Linked DNA regions of Homo sapiens: region 2 is linked to region 1. A link is an interaction called in ENCODE POLR2A ChIA-PET data of the cell type or tissue named here. Cell type or tissue: Caco-2. All regions are shown on one strand.

What was found. ChIA-PET counts read pairs that join two places held together with the same protein. Peaks named below come from ENCODE experiments on the same cell type or tissue, not always from the same donor. Only the 100,000 strongest peaks of a DNase experiment are listed, where the experiment ranks them.
Region 2: POLR2A ChIA-PET joins it to region 1 with 5 read pairs; 3 of 35 experiments call an interaction of 5 or more read pairs at or near these places.

The regions. Positions count from the first base shown.
Region 1 is chr11:12,162,296-12,166,295 of GRCh38, reverse strand. MICAL2 (microtubule associated monooxygenase, calponin and LIM domain containing 2) reads right to left here. Exons shown (of 28, transcript NM_001282663.2): 3 at 3,877-4,000. It overlaps MIR6124 (microRNA 6124), which reads right to left and starts at 2,613; the gene lies at 2,529-2,613. RefSeq lists an enhancer at 2,373-2,872. In Caco-2, no CTCF peak of the experiment used is centred here; DNase peaks (open chromatin) are centred at 1,505, 2,025 and 2,681.
Region 2 is chr11:12,256,188-12,260,187 of GRCh38, reverse strand. It overlaps MICAL2 (microtubule associated monooxygenase, calponin and LIM domain containing 2), which reads right to left. Exons shown (of 28, transcript NM_001282663.2): 24 at 3,217-3,403; 25 at 1,632-1,720; 26 at 291-393. Among named protein-coding and RNA genes, the nearest start is that of MIR6124, 95 kb to the right of the region's middle. In Caco-2, no CTCF peak of the experiment used is centred here; a DNase peak (open chromatin) is centred at 1,537.

The DNA.
Region 1 (4,000 bases):
ACCAGTAAATAGAGTCCAAATCCCAGTAATGCCACTCTCTTCAGCTTTCTGGACCTCAGTTTGTGGCCTGTTAAATGCAGAGATTGCACATAACATCTGCTTAAGTTCCTTCTAGCATTAAAGATTTATATATAAAGATAACCAGAGTCCAAAATTTTGTGATTATAGCATTTCCCACACCAAATTACATATTGCAGGTTCTTCTGGGTCGTTTTCCTCCGTAACACTACTCAGTCGGGTGTAACATTCGAGTCAGGTGTTACCCTAATACAGAGCCAGTTATCAATCCTGAAAGAGTTCATTTGGCATGATCCTCAGTTCACCCTCATTCTTATCCAAACACAGTCACGCCCAGGGAAAGAATTATTAATATTCAGTGCCAATAATACCCTCATAAATAATCATCAATAATAAACAATAATCCCAAGTGAGATTTTGGAACTGGCACCTGAGCCACTGCTCTAGAGAGCTCTCAGGCCACTCTGCTTGTCCCCTGACACCTCCATTAGAGCCCGTCCTTCTTCTCCAAATAGATCCTGGTCCCCAATCTCTCACCACTGTCACACGCACGTGTGTATACACGCACATATGGTGGCACGGAGGCAGGAGCATGGTGCTCAGCATATGGCAGCGGCTGATAAATGCTTGTGAAATGCTAAAGCCCAGACCCACTCCAGGTGGTGCTGAGATGCATCCACTTTAGCACAAAGGTCGGGGTTCTGGCTGAATTACATTTATTCTTGCTCTGCCTATGGCTAACCAGGAGCTTGGCTTTATGCCTGGTACCTGACAAACCTGTGTCATCTGGCTTAGCATTAATGATCAGCCACATGTATGCAAATGCCCAGCATTTCTTCCTTGACTAATGCTCAGCATAAACCATGACACCAAAGGATGCCTGAACATGGTATGTGAGCAAGACAGTGTCTGTTCATGTTGGAAGAGGTGAGGACCCCTGTTCTGTGTTTTGACTCACAACAAGGAGTACAAGCACCGGCCTCATGGAGCTGGCCATTAACCACCCACACATGAATGTGATATGCCAGGGGCCTGTATCATGGCCAGAATACAAATCAACACTCACTGTAGATGACACCCATTTTTTGTGTGATTTTTTTATTTCTTTCTTTCTTTCTTTTCTTTTTTTTTTTTTTTTTGAGATGGAGTCTCGCTCTGTCACCCAGGCTGGAGTGCAGCGGTGTGATCTCAGCTCACTGCAACCTATGCCTCCTGGGTTCAAGTGATTCTCCTGCCTCAGCCTCCTGAGTAGCTGGGACTACAGGCACTTGCCACCACACCTGGCTAATTTTTTTTGTATTTTTTAGTAGAGATGGGGTTTCACCATGTTGGCCAGGCTGATCTCGAACTCCTGACCTCAAGTGATCCACCTGCCTTGGCTTCCCAAAGTGCTGGGATTACAGGCGTGAGCCGCGACGCCCAGCCAAGGACACCTGTTGATTATCTGTCTCACACTCCCACATCCTTGGGGATTTGCTCCTCCCTCACATCAATCATGTGATGCTTGAAAGGGCTGCCAATCACAGTAGCCAGTTCCTCTGGCTTTGGCCATAATAAATCCAGAAGTGGGCCAATTAGAATCCTTCTCTGAGGTTTTTTTCAATATTGACCTGGAAGAGACAGATTCCAGCCTTTTGGAATGGAGCTATAAAGATGTGAATGAGAGGCTTCGAACATGGAGAAAAATGTGTTTGCAGGAGGGAAGCATGGAGCCAATAGAGAGCAAAGCATCAAAGCACCCAAGTTAAGGTCAGGACTTAAAGTGTCTGGACCTTCCTGTTAATATGAGTCAATGATTTTCCTGTTCTTTGTGGTTATTTTGAGCTGGGTTTCTGAAAAGCACAGCTCAAGTAGCCTAACACAGTCACAGTTCATACTTACAATGCATTCTCAAATGTATCTTCCAGTCCTCAGCATTCAGGCGGTTTTTACGAGATGGGTTATCTCACATGTGAAATGTCTTTGTTCTTCCTCACAAGACAGGCATAAAAATTCCTGGGCAAGAGGCACCTTACCCAGCATCCCTAACAAAAGGAGCTTTCTTTCCCTTTGCATCACAGAAGCCAGTGGTGACCTGCCAACCACAAGATGTGATGACTGTTCTATTTCAAGCTACCAAAGCTTGTAAAATAGAGGCTGGCCACACCAGCTAGGCAACTGGCTAGTATGTTTTGGAAGAAGGGTCTCTTCTTGGTGGTCAGCCCTCCGTTCCATCCCTCTGCTGGCTGACTCCCTGTGACAATCTGTCTTCAGATCACCAAGAGGGTCCCTCAGCAGCCACAACATGTTGGGTGTATGGGGCAATAGCATTCCCTAATAAAAACCAGAGCTCTGAAAACCCTCTGTGAGAGAACACAGTGCAACTGGGCCACCTGACTTTTATGGGACCTTTAAAAAAAAGAAGCCACCATATACAATTACTAAGAGGGATGACACTTTGGAAGCTAAAAGCTTCCCCTCCTTTAACTCTGAAGAGCCACCCCGTGAACTCTGAACCATGAAGTCACAACAACGAGGAAGGGAGGCACTGGGCAGGAGTGGCACCCAGGACATTGGTCTCACCTTCTCCTCCCCCTTCCTTTTCCCTACCTCCCCCATCTCCTCTGCCTAGCTGGAGCATGGTAGGTTATAAACAGGCACTGCCTGGATAGCTAGTCTGCTCTGGGCTGAGGCGACTGGTCTGTTTCAACCTGATGGAATGCTTTTCCTACGTCCCGCAGTGTCAGTGTGCCCCAGGCTCACAGGAGCTTGGCAGCTGTCTCCCCAGGGGCAGTGGAAAGCAGCATATCCCATGGTGGACTCGACAGCTTCTCACCACCAAAACAAAAACACAACAGTCCCGACTGCCATGGAGAGTTCAATCCTCTTGTCCCGGGATTGGCACCGGCTGGAATTCCTAGGGTTCTAGCTGAGCTACCTCCTGTGAGGTCTAAATACAGCACATTCGATTTTAACCTAAACACACAGCCTGCACCAGTGCTCAGGGCTGGTAGTCCCCAACGGCCACCAGGGAAGTCAGCTGAGACGCCTGGACTCCCACCTGCCCATCTGGTGCTGGGCATTTCAGAAATGTCAGAGAAAGGTTGCGATAGTGAGCCTATGTTCGCCGATGCTGTCTATGGCCAAATGATGGGGGATGCAACCAGTTCGTGTAGGCTTAACTATGAGTGTGGTCCTAGGTAGAGAAATGCATCCTGAGGAAGGGAGTGGGCAGGTGGAGAATGCAGGGGTATCAGGAGGAAGAGAAAGAGACAGGGAGGAAGAGGCAGTAAGGACCTAGACCTATTTCTTAGCCAATTAATCCAAAACCAGGGGATCTTTCTAAAATGTCCACACCCAGGCGAACACAACTCTGTAACTATGCCTCTCCCTGAGATTTAGGTCTTAGGCCCTAGAATCAGATGGACTAAGGTTGCCCTCTAGTTGTGTGACCTTGGGCACAACTGACTTCTCAATTTCCCCATCTCTAAAATGGCCTGAAGGACTGCTGTAGCTGTTCATTGAAATCATGGACATAAAGTACCTTGTACCTAGAAGCTGCTCAACAAATAGCAGCTACTAGAAGTAGTAGTAGTGGCAGCAGGGATAATAGAAGTGGGGGTAATATCAAGCATGGGCTTCTCTCCCTCAACTTTGCCTCTGGCTTCCCTCCCTTGGAGAGGGCACGAGTGGAGGGAACCTCCCAGCCAGGAAAAGCTGATGCTTAGAGACAAAGGAAACCTTTACCGGAGGAAAACAATGCAACATTCACACCCACACCTAAGAACCGTAGAGTGCCAAAATGGCAACAGCTTCCTAACCTCCCAAATGTCAACCCACACGCCCTGCAAAGGTAAGACTAGGAGGGTTTCCCCTTACCTTGGTGTTCGTGCACGACTTCCCTCGCTTATACTCTTTGTGGGAACCACGCTTATCCAATTTGTACCACAGGGCTTTGGCTTTCCAGGTGGTCACCTTGGACTTGAGCTTGGAATAAAAGTTT
Region 2 (4,000 bases), 94 kb before region 1:
GGGCAGCCAGCCATGTCAGCGGAGCTTGACTGGGAAGCACCTGAGCACCCAGTTGCAGATGCTCTCGAGGGAGCCCTCAGATTCCCTGTACATGGCTGCCAGGACCTCAGAGAACGCCCAGAGGAGTGGCAGCCCCAGGCTCAGGAGCTCGTACATGTAGCAGTAGTTGTAAGCATTGTCCCTGATATGGAGGCCAGCAGCTTGCAGGAGTCCCTGCATCCAGTTACACAGGTCCCTCGGCAGCCTGAGGGGCCAGCCCAGCACCTTCCTAAAGAAGGAGGTGGAGATACCTGGGGGGCTGCCTTCCAGGGTGCCAATGGCGGCCACTGCGCAAGAACTTTCGGTGGGAGTGTCTCTCCGAGGGGCTTCCTGCTCTTGCCATGTTGCCTCCTCCTGAGAAAGAGATGGAAATGAGGGCATTTGTCTGTAAGTCTTCCAGAGGACTACTTCAACAAAGCCAACAGCCAATACAAACTGAACTCGCCAGACCCTGCAACCAGCCCCCACAATAATCTCAGCCCCCCGACTCATGCTGAAGCCGGTGCTGAACACGGGCACTTTTCTAGGGGCCAACTGACCATAGGAGTCACGAGCCTTCAAAAATATGCATGCCTTTTGATCGGCAATCTCACTCCTAATGATATACATCAAGTAAATAATTTGAAATATGGATAACAACATGCATACTAGCATACACTGTAAAAACATTTGTAAGATAAAAAATTCCAACGACGTAAAGATCCAGTAATACAGAAGTGGTGAAGTAAATTATTGACCATTTATAGACTAGAATCTTCCAAAGGCATTAAAAATTATGCTCCAACATAAAAAAATTTAATGTCATGGGAAACTATTCTTGATATACAGTTAGTGAAGAAAAGGAAGAATATAAAACTCTAGGCATAGGATTCCACTTTGGTTAAAATACATTCACATAGAAAAAAAGCCTGGAAAGGGATGTTACAAAATGTCAACTGCGGTTTTCTCAGGGTAGAGTGGTTACAGGTGATTTAACTTTGTTTCTTTATATTCTTTCCTTCCCATGTTTTTACACTGAACCTATATATTTGGCTAATTAGAAAAAAGTTTTAAGTTATGGGTTGTTGCTAGTGGTAGATGATTAATCAAGCCCGAGAGAAGATATTTGCTAAGAGATGCCAGAAGAGATGCTTCCACAAACCATCTATGAATTCAGTGGGCTGGTCACTTTGTTGACTTCGAGAGCCTGGGAGAGGACTTGGAAAATGTAGAAGGGTCGGTCCTATACCAGGCATTCTTGCAAACAGCACCTTGTGGCCAGGTGGGTTCCAGGTACAGAGGGCCATGTGGCTTTTGTGTGGCTAAGCATATCACCCCATCCCTGCCACATGGGCAAGCTCTTCCAGGCTTCTTATGAGAAGCCAGCATGGCTACTGTCCTGGGAGCTCATCTGGAATGGGACACACCCCAGAGGCTGTGGAACAGACTGAAGCAAAAGAACCCTCCACACCAGGAAGCAGAGGCTTTCTTCTTTATCTGTGAGTCATCTCAATCCCTCTAGGGCCAGCAAAGCTGGCCTAACTTTGAGGATCACTGGAAACCCTTATCAAGGGGCCTTCCCCGTTTCACCAGCATGTTTGAGACAAACATACCTCTCTTTGTTGCTTCAACTCTGCCCGTCTCTTCCGTTGTTTGCTATTGGTTTTACAGTGAATGAAGTGAGGCTTGCAGTAAAATTTGCCTGTAAAAAGAGGCACACACATACAGAAAAATTTTTCTCCTGTAAACTAGAGCTAAGTAGACAAAAGCCAAGTGCCCACCACTGTCCAAGTCAGAAAATAGTAACGATGGAAATAGCCCAGGGTGGCTCAAACTTGGGAAACGGCTTCTGTCACCTTCCTTAAAGAAGTGGCACTGAGATAAGGTAGGAGGGCCCTTTGCTGCCTCAGAGACAAGCTCCAGCAATGGGGGGCTCCCGGGGATGTGGCTAAGACCTTCAAACCATGCCGGCTCCCGTAGGGTGGCATGCCCGCACCCGGAGAGGGCATGGGAGCTCTGAGCCCCTTCTCCCATACCACACCCCATGCCTCTTTTCCATCTGGCTGCTCCTCTGCATCCTTTATAATAAATAGGACAACATTTAAAAAAAATCCCCAAATCAAACTGAGGCCAAGTTTCTTCATAAGACCGGTTGCCAGGCAGCTAAATGGACAGCTTCGAGTATGAACACCCTCAGTCTTTCTTTGTGGAATACCTGGCGGGTGGGAAATGCTGAGAGCAAATGGCAGCAGTGATGGGGAGGAAAAGACCCAGACGGGGCACGCACTGGGAAACTGCCACTGCCCAGGACCACTGTGCGCCTTCCAGACAAGCCTTCCTTGCTCACTGCTGCACTGGTAACAATAGCAATAGTAAAAATTGTAACAGTAGGGGACACTTACATAGGAATGACTGTATGCCAGGCATGATGCTATGAGCTTCACATGAATTAACTCATCAGTCATCACAACCACCCTGAGAGCTAAGGACTACCGTTAACCTCATTTTACAGATGAGGAAACTGGGGGACGAAGAGTTTAAGTAACAAGCCCAAGGTTCCATGCTTAGGAGGTGGTAGACTCTGGAGTGGAACCCAGGCAGTTTAATTTGAGGGTGTGTATTGAGCACCATGCTATACTGCCTCTCGTTATAGGTGACAGAGCAAATGTCAAGTGCTGAAAATTAGAAAATAATCATTCGTTCCGATGAGCATGATTCCTCCATTGATGTCTTTGTTAGGCCACTTATCAGAGGGAATATCATTATGATGGTTATTTTAAAAACACATACTATGTAAGTAATATTAACATTGCATCATTTGGTGAACCTTACTGCATGCCAGGTGTGGTGCTGAGCATGCAATGGAGAGTATCAGGTTGGATTTTCTTGGCCATACAGGGACAATGGAGGGTGGTGAGGCTACATAAGAAGAGGTACATAGAGCCCTGGGCACACAGGTGCCCACCAGGACCTGGTATGCCGTACCACAGTGCTGATGCTACCCCTTCCCTGGGACCACAGGCAGCCTCCCCTTCTAGCAGGAGCTCCCAGTCTCCCTGAGCAGCTTTCCTGATGACATCATACTTCCTTTTGGGTATGTTTGGGTGTCCTAGAGCCACCAGAGGGACAGGAACCCGAGCCAAGGTCACACCTGAGGCCAAGGCCAGAGCCCAGTGCTGCCCTGGCCCCTGGGGTTACCTTCATCGCAGTCAAAGGTGTAGGCGGCCAGGCGCAAGGTGGTGGCACAGATGCTGCAGCGGAAACACTCCCGGTGGAAGAAGTGGCCCTCGGCGCTCAGCCGTTCCATCACGTACACACGTTTCTTACAGAAGTAACACGTGTCGCTGCCTCCCAGGTTAAGGGGAAATGACTTTCGCATAGATTCCTGGGGATCGGGAGAGAAGAGTGGGTGTATTATGGCTTATCCCGAGCCTTCAAATGCCAGGCCAAGGCTTTTAGAAATTCCACACTGAATGCTGGGGACCTCGTGGGCTTCTGCTTCCTGCTACTGCCACTGCAGCAAAGAGGGAGGGGTAGGAAGATACACCCCCAACCCAGACCCCAACCCTGCAGGGGCTTCTGTTAACTGTACTCCCAGACAGGCCCGAGACAACAAGGTGGGCCCGGGAGGGGCTCTCCCCGAGGTTGGCTGCTCTGGTTTTGGGGTGGGAGTGATCCTGGTCTGACGGAGTGGGCTTTACTCACAACCCTGTCCACCCCAGGATATTCTTTCCAGGATCTGTCCTTGGGATTAAGTGTCACCTGGTTCTGGACAAAGGTCCTGAAACTGGCCCGCTGAGGATGTTTTAGGTGTCCTGTTCCCCTGCAGTGGCACAGGTTGGGTGAGGAAAGCTTGTGGCATCAAATCTGGTCAGTTATAGTCCTAGTTGTGAATTGGGAGGGCACGGGCCAGGGCAGCAGTACCCCTGGGCGATTCCAGGGCAATGGGCCAAAAGGAAACAGAAAGAATGGTCAACTAAAA